Regions from separate parts of the Homo sapiens genome. Here all the other regions are linked to region 2. The links are chromatin contacts, found by Hi-C or POLR2A ChIA-PET in ENCODE. All regions are on one chromosome and are shown on one strand. The core of a region is the stretch at or near the end of the contact, and the rest is flanking DNA. Distances in the headings are between cores, read along the strand shown. Region 1 has its middle 58 kb from the start of LINC02789. Region 2 holds the start of NEK7 (NIMA related kinase 7). Region 3 holds the start of LINC02789 (long intergenic non-protein coding RNA 2789).

The links. Hi-C counts contacts between places; a loop is a spot of excess contacts on that map. ChIA-PET counts read pairs that join two places held with the same protein, here RNA polymerase II (POLR2A). Pooled maps may share reads with other maps.
Region 1: a pooled map shows a loop between it and region 2 (3-fold over the local background). The contact joins the enhancer-like site here to the promoter of NEK7 in region 2. A Hi-C loop is called at or near these places in 6 of 37 single-sample maps with no recorded cell type and 5 of 50 pooled maps. POLR2A ChIA-PET finds 5 or more read pairs at or near these places in 1 of 52 experiments (H1).
Region 3: a loop to region 2 is called in a pooled map, with 2.1 times the contacts of the local background. The contact joins the promoter of LINC02789 here to the promoter of NEK7 in region 2. A Hi-C loop is called at or near these places in 3 of 37 single-sample maps with no recorded cell type and 3 of 50 pooled maps.

What each region holds. Positions count from the first base shown.
Region 1 is chr1:199,088,490-199,093,204 of GRCh38, forward strand. No RefSeq gene overlaps it. Among named protein-coding and RNA genes, the nearest start is that of LINC02789, 58 kb to the right of the region's middle. RefSeq lists an enhancer at 1,103-1,152. Within about 2 kb of position 1,467, at least 3 of the 41 ENCODE cell types and tissues checked have a DNase peak (open chromatin) inside an H3K27ac peak, as active enhancers do.
Region 2 is chr1:198,154,500-198,158,803 of GRCh38, forward strand. NEK7 (NIMA related kinase 7) reads left to right here and starts at 2,499. Exons shown (of 10, transcript NM_133494.3): 1 at 2,499-2,777. RefSeq lists enhancers at 1,685-1,744, 3,175-3,224 and a silencer at 2,335-2,934.
Region 3 is chr1:199,146,908-199,151,539 of GRCh38, forward strand. LINC02789 (long intergenic non-protein coding RNA 2789) reads left to right here and starts at 1,691. Exons shown (of 4, transcript NR_147896.1): 1 at 1,691-1,830. All of the region lies in intron 1 of LOC107985243 (a long non-coding RNA gene), which reads right to left.

The DNA of each region.
Region 1 (4,715 bases), core at 217-2,716, 930 kb after region 2:
TGAACAAGTCCTTAAAAATGTAATTTGGATGAACACCTCCTTAAAAATGTATGGGACAATCAGAAATTGAACAATAAGTGGGCATTTGGTGATATTAAGTGAATGTTAGTTTTTAGGTGTGATAATATAATATTTCAGAATGTTAGAAAAAAGACCTTATCTTTCAGAAAGATATACTGAAATACTAATGGATAAATAATATAATCTTTGGAATTGCGGAAAGAAGTGAGTGCTAGTATATGAAAAGTGTCCATGAACTGATAATTATTGAAGCTGTGTGATGGATAGTATGGGATAATTATACTATTCTCTTTAGTTTTCTATATGTGCTTCATATACTCACTAAGAAACAGTTTTACCCATATATACGCCAACCTAATTTATCACAAAAGTAACACTGCTGTGCAGTGGGCAACGTGTAGTTTTTCCAATAAAGGTGCTGCATCAATGGATTACTTATTTGAGAAAAATAAGTATCTTAATTTCTGCTCACCCAAGTCACAAAAATCAATTAAAAATGACTGTGGTCTATGTGGTTAAGGTAAAACAATAATGGCTTTAGATGAAAACATGGGCAATCATCTTCATGATTTTAGAGTAGTCCAAGATTTCAGAAACAGAACACAAATAGTTTTAAACTAAAGCAAAAAGATAAATCAATAGCTCTGTTCATCAAATGATAACATTAAATAAATAAAGAAGGAGTATATCTACAAAAAATTTACCCCCCACACAAAAAATCATATCTAGACTCTGTAAAGAACACCTGCAAACTAATAAGGAAAGGATAGAAAATCGAATAGTAAAATGCACAAAATACTTAAACAATTCACATAAAATACATTAAAATGGTCAATAAATATAGAAAAAGTTACTCATATTTATTACTCATTGACAAAATGCAAGTTAAAAAACCACAATGTGATACCTCTACTTCCTCACTGGAATTGTTAACATGAGAAGACAGACAATACCAGGTGTTGGTGAGGATCTGTAGCAACTGCAAGTTTCATATACTGTTGGTGTGAGACATAGTTTAGTATAGTTTAGTACAACCTCATAGAAAGCTCTTTGGCAGTGTCCTCTAAAGCTAAATGTATGCATACCTTACAGCCTAGCAATTCAAATTCTAAGGATATACCCAATAGAAATGCATACACATGTTTACCAAAACTCCTGTACTGGTATGTTCATAATTCTAGTGAAATACCATATGTCAGTAAGAAGGAACTGATTACAACTGTGTGCAAAAACAGTTCTAAATTTGCCAAGCAAGACGTTGAACAGGAAGTCACACACAACTAAATAGATACAGTATCATTTTGTTTTAATGAAATCAATTAAAATTAATAAAATTAGTCAATGATAAATTTTATTTTGATAAAGGTGAGAGATATGCAACATCTCTGGTTTTAGAAGTGGGTGTCAACTGTGGGGTGGAGAATAGTAACTGGAGTTGGCATAAGTGGGGTTTTCCGACATACTGGCCACATCCTCTTTCTTGGTTTAGGTGATGTTATACACGTGTTTGGTTTCAAAACATTCATTGAAGGGAGCCTCTAAGAAATATGTAAGTTTGTGCAAATATCTTATACCTCCATATTAAATTGCCAAAAAATACTACTAATTCAACTATGTTAAAATCTAGAGCTTGCTTTGAAAGAATTACACCCTAAAAGAAGTACTTGGTCACACAGTTCTCAACAATGTTTCTTATGAGACTTCTGACAATGTGATGTGATGATAGAATAAATGTATTCTTAAAAATAGAAGAACTAAATCATGATAAAAAAATCAAATATTGCCACAAACTGATGACGGATATTGGTTTTGATAAAATATCAAAGAAACTGGAATGAGAATTATTATTGTATTTTCATGATTTTAAAGTAATATTTCAAAATGAATGAATCAATCAAGATGTGCAAAGATGTAATTTGATTAAACTATGTAATATCCTATGTAATTTGAAATATTAAAACTTAGAATAATTTTTCTTAACAAGTCCCTCCAAAAAAAAAAAGCAGAAAAGAAAAAATTGTAATTGAAGTGGCATTTTCCATTAATGTCATCGTTTACAAACTCTGAATTACCCTTTTGTGGGGAGGTAATGCTCTGATATTTATCAATTGGTTCTCAGTGATATTTTTAACATCAGCAGTGTGCTATCATGGTGGGAAAACAAAGAAGTACATATTGAAAAGATATAAAAAATAATTTGTAGAAACAGACCAACTCTCATGAAGCCTGCAGTGACAGGTGTTATTTGATTAACATAAGGAAAAAGATCAAAATACACTGAGCACTTATCATGTTCAAGAGTTAGTTCTTAACTCCCTATATTTGTTCTCTTTTAATCTGTAAAATAATCCAGTGAGGCTGATAACATTGCCCCATTTTACACATGATACATTGCCCCATTTTACACATGATAAAGTTCAATAAGTAGTCCAAGTTTGGGAAGATACTAAATGACTGGATATTAAATCCAGGCCTGGATCATGCAAGAGAGTATGATGAGTGTGGAACAGAATAACCAAGGGTATATTCATAACTATTGACTCTGGTTGGACTCTGAAGCCAGATGATTCCAGAGATGAGTTCCAAACAGAAGTAGGAGTTATTGAGAGGTGAAGCCAGCTGGACTTCCTGGGTCAAGTGGGGACTTGGAGAACTTTTCTGTAGCTAGAGGTTTGTAAAATGCATCCATCAGTGCTCTGTAAAAACGCACTAATCAGCACTCTGTAGCTAGCTAGAGGTTTGTAAAATGCACCAATTAGTTCTCTGTAAAAATGTACCCATTGGCGCTCTGTAGCTAGCTAGAGGTTTGTAAAATGGACCAGTCAACACCCTCTAAAATGGACCAATCAGCACCCTGTAAAATGGACCAATCAGTGCTCTGTAAAATGGACCAATCAGCACTCTGTAAAATGGACCAATCAGCAGGACATGCATGGGGACAAATAAGGGAATAAAAGCTGGCCACCCCAGCCAGCAGTGGCAACCTGCTCGGGTGCCCTTCCACACTGTGGAAGTTTTGTTCTTTTGCTCTTCACAATAAATCTTGCTGCTGCTCACTCTTTGGGTCTGCACCACCTTTAAGAGCTGCAACACTCATCACGAAGATATAGCCCTCCACTCCATTTTGAAGCATATCATCTTTATAGGACAGGGGTAAAGTCCCAATACTAACAGGAGAAAATGCTTAGGACTCTAACAGGTTTTTGAGAATGTGTCGGTAAGGGCCAGTAAATCCAACATTTCTCAGTCCTCTTTGTGGTCTAAGAGGAAAGGCAAGGGTGCAGGTTTTCGACAATGCATCAGTAAGGGCCACCAAATCTGACCTTTCTTGGTCCTCATTGTGGTCTAGGAGGAAAACAAGTGTTTCTGCTGCTGCGTCGGTGAGTGCAACTATTCCGATCAGCAGGGTCCAGGGACCATTGTGGGTTCTTGAGCAGGGGAGGGGGGTGCAAAACAAACCAAAACCATGGGCAGTATTTTTCTTTCAGATGGGAAACACTCAGGCATCAACAGGCTCACCCTTGAAATGCATCCTAAGCCGCTGGGACCAATTTGACCCGCAAACCCTGAAAAAGAGGCAGCTCATTTTTTTCTGCACTACGGCCTAGCCCCAATATTCTCTCTCTGATGGGAAAAACCACCACCTGAGGGAAGTATAAATTACAGTACTATCCTGCAGCTTGACCTTTTCTGTAAGAGAGAAGGCAAATGGAGTGAAATACATTATGTCCAAGCTTTCTTTTCATTGAAGAAGAATTCATAACTATGCAAAGCTTGCAATTTACATTCCATAGGAGGATCTCTCAGCTTACCTCCATATCCTAGCCTTCCTATAGCTCCCCTTCCTATTAATGATAAGCCTGCACTAATGTCCCCCACCCAGAAGGAAACAAGCAAAGAAACCTCCAAGGGATGGCAAAAACCCCCAGGCTATTGGTTATGTCCCCTTCAAGCTGTTGGGGGATGGGGATTTGGCCCAACCCAGGTACATGAACCCTTCTCCTTCTCTGACTTAAAGCAGATTAAAGTAGACCTGGGGAAGTTTTCAGATGATCCTGATAGGTAAATAGATGTCCCACAGGGTCTAGGACAAACCTTTGACCTCACTTGGAGAGATGTCATGCTATAGTTAGATCAAACCCTGGCCTTTAATGAAAAGAATGCAGCTTTAGCTGCAGCCCTAGAGTTTGGAGATACCTGGTATCTTAGTCAAGTAAATGATAGAATGACAGCTAAAGAATGGGACAAATTCCCTACCAGTCAGCAAGCCATCCCCAGTATGGATCCCCACTGGGACCTTGACTCAGATCATGGGACTGGAGTCATAAACATCTGCTGACCTGTGTTCTAGAAGGACTAAGGAGAATTAGGAAAAAGCCCATGAATTATTCAATGATGTCCACTATAACTCAAGGAAAGGAAGAAAATACTTCTGCCTTCCTCGAGTGGCTATGGGAGGCCTTAAGAAAATATACTCCCCTGTCACCTGACTCTCTCAAGGGTCAATTGATCCTAAAAGATAAGTTTATTACCCAATAAGCCGCAGATATCAGGAGAAAGCTCCAAAAGTGAGCCCTGGGCCCTGAACAAAATCTGGAGGCGTTATCAAACCTGGCAACCTCGGTGTTTTATAATAGGGACCAAAAGGAACAGGCCGAAAAGGAAAAGCAAGATCAGAGAAAGGCCACAGCCTT
Region 2 (4,304 bases), core at 1,249-3,748:
CAAGAGGTTGAGGCAGGAGAATCACTTGAACCTGGGAGGTGGAAGTTGCAGTGAGCTGAGATCACGCCACTGCACTCCAGCCTGGGTGACAGAGCGAGAGGCTGTCTCCAAAAAAACAAAAAACAAAAAACAAAAAAAAAACCCAAAACAAACAGAAAAAAACCTTACACATACGTCTGGTCTGAGGTTGACATGTCTTTACCCTAAGGATATCTGGTTATTTTTTTCCTGCAATGTGTGCCTGTGTATGACGCCAGTGACACTGTTTCTATTGACTGACAGATTTGATTTGGTGTGACCTGATAAAATGATCTGGTTCAAATGCCAATTTCATTGGCTTTGTTCTTGCCTCCTTTCTTACCTGACATTCAATACATCAGCAAATCTTGTTTGCTCTTAGAAATGGAATCTCACCATTTTTACCACCTGCACTCTGGTCTGTCATCAATGTATTTTACCTGGATCATTACAATAGTCTTCTAACATCTAGTTGCTCTTAGGCTCAATCTGTTCTCCACAGTGCAGCTCTTCTCTCCCAACCCAAATCAGATTTGGTCACTCCTCCAATGGCTCTCCTTTTCATTCAGAATAAATTTTAAAGGTTACAAGATTCTACAACTATACCCTTCTTGTACCCTACTCCCTCTTCTGATTTAGTCAGCTGCTTTCCCACCGCTCACTGAATTCTAGCCTACACTGACCTCCTGCCTATTTCTCAAACATGCCAAGCCCACTTCCACTTAGGGTCTTTGCATTTGCTGATCCTTCTGTGTAAAATATTCTAACCCTGGGTAGCCAAATGGCTAATTTCTCACTTCCTTAGTTCTCTGCTCAAATGTCAGAGAGGCATTCCCAGACAAACATATTTAAAATAGCATCCTCCCTCCCCATGTCTCCCTACCCTGCTTTATTTTTCTATGACTCACCATCTGGCATAGTAGGTATTTATTGGCTTTTTTTTTTTTTTGGCCTTTCCGACTACAATATAAGCTCTATGACAGCAGGCACTGTATATCTCGGTGAGCTGTTGTATCCTCATTCCTTAGAACATTGCCTAGCCCATTTATGAATATTTGTTGAGCCACATGAATCAAGGCCTCCTTTTGAGATCGTGAACGTTTTCATTTATTTATTTATTTTTTTGAGACGGATTTTCGCTCTTTCACCCACGCTGGAGTGAAGTAACGCGATCTCTGCTCACTGCAACCTCCTCCCCGCCTCGGGTTCAAGCGATTCTTTTGCCTCAGCCTCCCCAGTAGCTGGGATTATAGACTCCTGCCACCACGCTCGGCTAGTTTTTGTATTTTTAGTAGAGACAGGGTTTCGCCATGTTGGCCAGGCTGGTCTCGAACTCCTGACCTCAGGTGATCACCCCCCCCCCCACTTGGCCTCCCAAAATGCTAGGCTTACAGCCATGAGCCACTGCGCCCGGCCATTTTTCTTTTTAAAAATAAACTTTCCAGATCTTAATTTCATGGCTTTAACATTTTAAATGTTTGAGGTATAATCTACTCATTCTTGGCTCTAATCTTTTTGTCAGGGAAGTTAAACTAGTGAGAGACCTATGAACAACAGCAACAATTTAATGAGCACGTCTTATATGCCAAGCTTTGTGGTTAAGCACTTTGCTTTATCTCACTTAATTCTAACTATGGTCCTAGAGGTTGGTATTACAACTAATCTCCTTTTACAGAGAGTTACTGAGACTTGGAGAGGTTAAATAACTTGCAGCCAGGTCACAAAATTAATCACTGAGTTGAGACGACAATTAAGGTATGGCCGACTCCATACTGCCTCCTAGCCGTCTCCTCGAGTAGTTCATGCCCTGTTAACTTAAGTCGTGAAGCTGCTGGTGTCAAAGCATTCCTTTTGCAGTTTCGTGTACTAGGGTTCTGGGTGATTTTGCACATATTTATTTCAAAGATCCTCCGTACCACACCAGGGAGTTTACCTTCTGGAATGTTGTTGAAGCCCCTGTCCTCTATGCTGGGACACTTTCATGCAACGTTTGCTTAGCCAGACTCAGGAAAACGCCTTTTTTTTTTTTTCTCATTTCCCTGCACTCCACATTAAACACAGAGGTAGTTTAAATCACCTGGTAAAAGAAGATGGGATCACAAACGCTGTGGTCCAGAAGGGAACATCAGTAAGTCGGTTCACCGCTTGCAAGTGGGGGCACTTACATATAAATGAAGAAAAAACAAGTTCTTAAAAAGCAGCCGACCCTGGGTTCTTAAAAAGCAGCCGGGGAAGAGGGCTCAGGGGACCGGACGCGGTGCCCCGCACCACGCTAGGCCTGACAACCGGAAGAGAGGGGCCAGGAGGGGCTCCTCCAGAGCGACTTCGGCTCCAGTAGGGAAACCGCCGAGGCTCCCCCAGCTCCAGGGAGCGCCGGGGACGCAGGCGGGAAGCCTCCATCGGGCAGCCGGCCTGGACTCACGACGCGGGGTGGGGCCGGCGCCCGCCCCGCCCCTCTCCTCGGGGATGCCGGGATGTTTACACTCCTGACAGCGGCGGCAGCAGGAGGAGGATCGGGAGTCGCGGGAGGATGGGCCGCCGCTAGGCTCGCACTCCGGACGCGCCTCGCAGTGCGCAGGGTGGGTGCCCCGCGCCTGCAGCGTCCGCCGGGGCGGCGCGGCGGGAGGTGGCCGACAGGCTCCGGGCCTCGCAGCCTCAGCCCCCGGCCCAGCGCGCTTTCCGACGGCGGCGCCGCGCCGAGCCACCCGCCCGCCCAAGGTCTCTCGCGGGCGGGAGAACGGAAAACTCCCAACTTCCTGGTGAGTCGCTGCCCAGGGTTCAGGCGCCCGGACCGGGCAGCTCCTGCCGGGAGGGGCCGCCTGCGGGAGTCGGGCCGGGAGAGGGAGGTCGGGACCGCGCGGGGCGGCCTCCGGGATACCCTCGCTCGGGGTAGGTGGGGCGGGGCGCGCTGCGCTCGAGGCGGATGGGGGTTTCGGTCTTGTTCGTTGGCAGCGGTGGGAGGGGGCGGCAGGAAACTTCATACCTGGCCCCGGCTCTAGAGGCCCGAGGCCGCCAAGGGCGCCGCGGTAACTAAGAAACTCCGTGGCCACGGCGGCGGCGGCAACAGGTCTTTGGTTTCGGGACCCGAGGAACTTAAGCGAAGTCCCGCCTTCCGGCGGATGCTCATTGGCGACGTCGGTTATTTATCTCTCGCGGATTGGTGAAGTCCGTCTGTCAGGATTCGGCAGCAGCCCGACTTAGGAAAGTGAAGTGCGCTGGGAGAGAGTGGGTGGTGGGAGCCGGCAGATAGGGGAGAATCCGAAGTGGCTTCAGAAGTACAGGGAGCGTGAGAGGTCTGTCGGAGAATGAACTTGGGAGAGACTCGGGATTACAAAATGTCGGAGAGAGGGATTGCGAGGCAATAGCGAACATTGCTGGTGATGGTGGCAATGGAAAAGAAATTGAAAACTGAGGCCAAAGTCAGAGAAGGGTAGCCAAAGGAAAACAGAGAAAAGTGACAAGACCGTATGACCGCAGAACAGTGTAAGGAAGCGAGCACAACCTAGAGGATGCTGCCTTGAGAGCTAAAGAACTTCTGTTGCCTCTGTTACACTGTAGGCCTTCACTCCTAAAACCGCAGCATCCTCTATTTAGTCTTGCACTGGGAGCGTACTGGGGTCGCGGAGAGATGATGTATCGTGTTCTCACCTTGCTGTAGTCCTCACTGGGGAGAAATGCTAAAAAATATACTTAGTTTACAGTAAGATACATGTTACTGTCCTTGCGCAATTCTGGTGACTGAACTGAAAATCAGAAATACACAGAAATAAAATGATTATTCTCCTTTGAGGTTACTGAGCTCAAGGATGCAATTGAAAACACCACATTTCCATAGTTTGTAGAGCCTAATGTACCCATCATAATGGGAACCACTGTTTCTAGTTCCTCCTCCAAGGAATTTACAGTTTCAAGGCTATGCACACTCCCTCCAGGCGACAGCAGTATGTCTTGTCAGGTTGCATTAGAGAATTAAAGTACAGAGTATGTGTATTATAAATATGTTCTGTTCAGGACCTTGAGCTGCTGGTGGTGTGGTCGAAGAATGGCATAGTCCTTGCACTCAAAAGCTACAGTATGTTTGGGACAACCGGTCAAACCCTGAAAACGGTGAACAGTAAAACAGGAGATACAGTTAACCCTCTAATGCTTTGTGGCAACTCTTGTTGAATGGCCGCTGAGTATTCTTGGTTTGTAACACTTGGTGATGGCCAAGTGCTCTTGAAACAGCTAACTTAAAATCTCAGCAGTTATTTTATTTCCAGAGGAAGGAATTCTCTCTCCCTCGG
Region 3 (4,632 bases), core at 441-2,940, 990 kb after region 2:
AGGAGCCACCCTCACAAAACCAGCCTACCACTCAACAAACACAGCTGAGGAACACAGATTTTCTAGCTTTTAAAATAACTTCATTATAAGGTGAATCTGCAAATCACTAGGCTTTTGAAGCATGCCGCCAACATAAATAAGCAAATACAAAAAGAAAAAAGAATAAAAGCAAAAGAAGATGAAGGAGATTTAAGAGAACATGTAAAAATTCAAGAAAAGTGTGAAAGAACTGTAATTAATAAAGTAACATATAATAGGCAGAAACACGGTGGTTGAAGCAATTGGCCCTGGCAGTGAAGAATATTTTATAGTTGACTTTGTTTAGAATTTACTGATGCATGGTGATGATAAAAATGAAAACTGATATTTGGTCAACTCTAGTATTATTCTAAAACGTTCTTTATTCTAAAACGTTCTACAATAAACCCCTTATTATCTGTACCCAAAAGAGATTGCTCCTACCAACCATCCCTTAATGTGCTGCTAAGTTAATATCCTCAAAGCAATGAGAGAAGCATTTGTACTCAGTCCAGATTGGAGTAGGTGCATTAAGCACTTCTGAATGACAGTTTTCGAACAAAATCTGGTCCACTAACTGTTATTAAAGATATGGAACAACTTAGTAACACTTCAAGAGAAAACAATGAAATTGAAAAAATTAGATAATTATTAAATACAACAAACTAAAAAGTACACAAAAGGGAATTGTGGTATATTATTGGTGTTAGAAGAGAATGGTACTAGTATTCTCTACTAGTAGAGAATACTAGTACTACTATTCTCTACTAGCCACTGGGTGCAGTGGCTTACAACTTAATCCCAACACTTTGGGAGGGGGAGGGGAATCACTTGAGCCCAGGAATTCTAGACCAACCTGGGCAACATAGCAAAACCATGTTTCTATTTTTAAAAAATAAAATAGAATAATATTACATAGTAAAAATAATGGCAATATAGAATACGGATAAGAACATAATGTAATCTTACAGTTATAGGAAGTGCATGCATGGTGTCAAAAATTAATATATCAAAAAGCAACAATCATATATTTCATAAACATGGAGGTATAGTTGAACAAATATCCCAAAGAAAGTGGTTGTACCTGGGGATTGGAATGATTGGGACTCAGAGAGTAGGGGTAACTACTTTTTATTATGGGCTTTTTGGGCATAAATTAAATGCATATATTACTTTGATTAAACTCAAAAAGTGAAGATTATATGGATTTAATTAGAACAAAGCTATAATAATGACATAAAACATTTCCTGTAACTCTATAGGCTGTCAGACAATGCAGAAGTTAAAAAAGTCACATTTGGCACGTTTATTTCACACTACATTATTCTATTTTATAAAATTTAAAAAATTCTGTAATTCTGAAAAACATTTGTTATCGGAATGAAAGATAACATAACTAGTCTTAGATGTAGAATTCTTTCATAAATTAGAAAAAGACCACCTTTATCTTTAATTAATAAATTTTAAAAGTTATGTTTAATTTAAACTTAAGATTTTTATATAGTATACTCTTTGATAATACATAATTTGGAAGCAGATTTTTTAATTTTAAAAAATAAATGTGTAAAATAAGTATGCATTTTTAAAAATCAAAGACTTAACTAGGATTTTATTGTAGAGATGGTATGATCTTTCTGGCTATATATACTTGGAATTGGGCTGGGTCCTAATTGATACATAGGAAACCAAATAACCTAGAGAAAACAATACCCATGAATGATTAGCAAATTTCTTACATATAAAGGAAATGATTTAACTTCAAGAGACTAGAATAAATGAAAACATATTCAAAATTGAAAACGTTAATGGAAGGTAAGTTTGGTTTGCATTTGTGCATTTTATTTTGCAGACTAGAACAGACATAAACTTCTAATTCTGTTAACATTGTAGCAGTTCATGGCAGTACAGGGGAAGACTTTTAGAAAAGAAAAAGATACTGGAGGAAAGGATTGATCTTTTCTGACAGCATGTAACACTTTTTACAGGGTAAACAATAATGCTTAGATTCTTTTCCTTTAGCAGCAAAAAGGCTCTGCTCTCAGTATTTAACAGCAGAATGAACAAAACTTGCTTTATAAAACAAACAAATCCATAGTCTATTTCTGTTTGTTGGTTTTACTATGGTGAATTCCACACAAAAGGGGATTCCTTCCTACTGCTTTAACATAACACATTTCCGTGATTATGAAGTGTAAAAGTGCTAGCCATTTTAGGTCCAAATATTGAGGCTCATTATTGTGGTGAGTTTGAATGTTGACTTATATGAGATTTTCTTCTTCCCTATGCAAATGAAGTGGCAAAATGTTGCTTTTAGGTCGAGATCAGGTAAACTGAGTCTAGATGCATCTAATTCATCTAACTAAATCTAATTAAACTTAATTAAATCTAAGAACCCACTAGATGATGGTAAATCAGTTTTGTAATATCTAGCAATTGCTTTAAAAATTTTTTTTTCTCTCTAAAAACACAGTATTTGCTGGCTCCTCTATTGCTGGATATGTCAGCTATTTACAGAAGACTTTCAGATGAGATCTTGCAGAAAGGATCCCAAAAGGCATTCATTAGGAGAGAGTTAATTATTTGGTTTTACTGTGAAATGGAGAGTTAATTTCTGTCTATCATGGCACCACAATAGTTTTAAGGTCATGAATCATTTTGCGATCATCCCTCACATATTTTCCTCTCAGATGTATACGCTTCCTATTTCATATCCATTGCTCAGATTAGCTCTTCCTTTTGAATTTATTACAATAGACACATTGGGGTTGACTAGTACTTGCTCTATCCTTTCTTGTTAAGAACCCTGTCATCCTGGTCCAACAGCTTTGTATATGATTCAAATATTGCTTTTCACAGAAGCAACTTTTAACATGCAATGCGAACATCCTCATTATGGGAGAGATGAGAACAAATAACAGCATGATATGGCTGTCTTCTGAACTGTGCACTTATTGACCTATTTACCAATTATAGCTTTCTCATTTTAACATTGTGCATTATGGATATTCATCAAGGACAGTAGATAACTCCTATGAAAGTAGAGTCCATATTAGTATGAAATGGAGGTTATATTATTTCCTATAAAATTTACTAAAAGGCAAGCATTAAGAATACAGATACAAGCATATAAGATTGAAAGTCTGAGTTAATTCATAACTATTTCAATGATGCTGTGGTGGACTTGATAGGCTAGTTAGCATTTCAGCATGCATTCAATGCACATTAATAGGGCTATTAATATTATATCCTTATGTTGCTGTTATAAAATGAGAGTCCTTTTTAAAAAAAATTTTCGCACGGTTAACTGACTAGGACTCCAAAAATATCATAAATATTTTGGAGCAATGTTATAAGAGTTATTTGCCCCTAGCACGTTCTAGTTTAGCAACATGAGTGTTAAGGAAACCATGTCAATCCAGTGTCACATCTTTGCCATTTCAAATAAGACAAGTGCAAATAGTTGTGTGTGTGTGTGTGTGTATGTGTGTGTGTATGTGACAAGTTGGATTAAATGTACTTTGTATAATTAAGTTCAGTGAAGTCAGCAGATAATATCAAAAAGGATTAGAAACAAGCCCCTTATCCTCAAAATGTAAAATTTTATTCATAGGAGCCAATTTTAATTTAATTATCTTTTTTTGAAAAGTGCCGAAAATACCTTAAACTAGGGCAGGATTTTTTTTATTACTTTAAAGATATCTTGATTGATACTTTCATCCTTATTTTTTATTCTTTTTGGAGGTATAAATTAAATGGAAATAATATGGAATATATATTAGATCTGACCAATGTGTCTCAATGATAGAAAAATATGGACAATTCACTATTTTATGATGAATATAAAAAAATTCCAGAAATAAAAGTTAGCTTTACAAATCTGTTGACTGAATTATTAATAATCCTAGGCAAAAAAAAACACCATCAAGAAAAAATAAACCTTTGATTTTTGCTTAGAAAAGTTAGTAGTCATTGAAAAAGTAGGTCAGTGAAATAACTGGATTACTCAAATTAATCAGAACTGACAGGTAGACTACTAGAAGTCTACAGGCTACAGAGTTTTGGTTTGAATGTTTTTGTAAATCTGGCATTTCTTAGGAGACAGATGAAAATTAATAAGATTATGCTAATTTATAGCATAAAGTAAAATGTTTTATAGCACTAATACCATCGAAGACTTTACTGAGCACTGAAAAGTAAATGTAATAATTCTAATTGTAAATTTATTTTATGTTTTTCAAAATCAGAAATCATCCAAAACTCAGTTACACTGATGCAATTATTTGTACATGCAAATATAATTAGGATGAATATTTTATGCTTAACTTCAAAACGATGGTAAAATTTCCAATACCACATTGTATTTTTAAGTTCATGCAGTAAGAGTCATCTAAATGATGTAAAGAAAATAGGGGTAAGCAAGTGTAAACATAATGGTTTTGCTTTTTAAAATAGTTCTGGGTGGATTTAAAAATTATGTATGTTTATACTTTACAAATTTAACACATTAATAAAAGTCCAAAATTTGGAAAAGAGTGATAATGGATTTACTTACGCAGGCCACGTTTTTAAATTTTGTATTATTCCGAGATGGCTTCTTATGCTACTTGATGTATC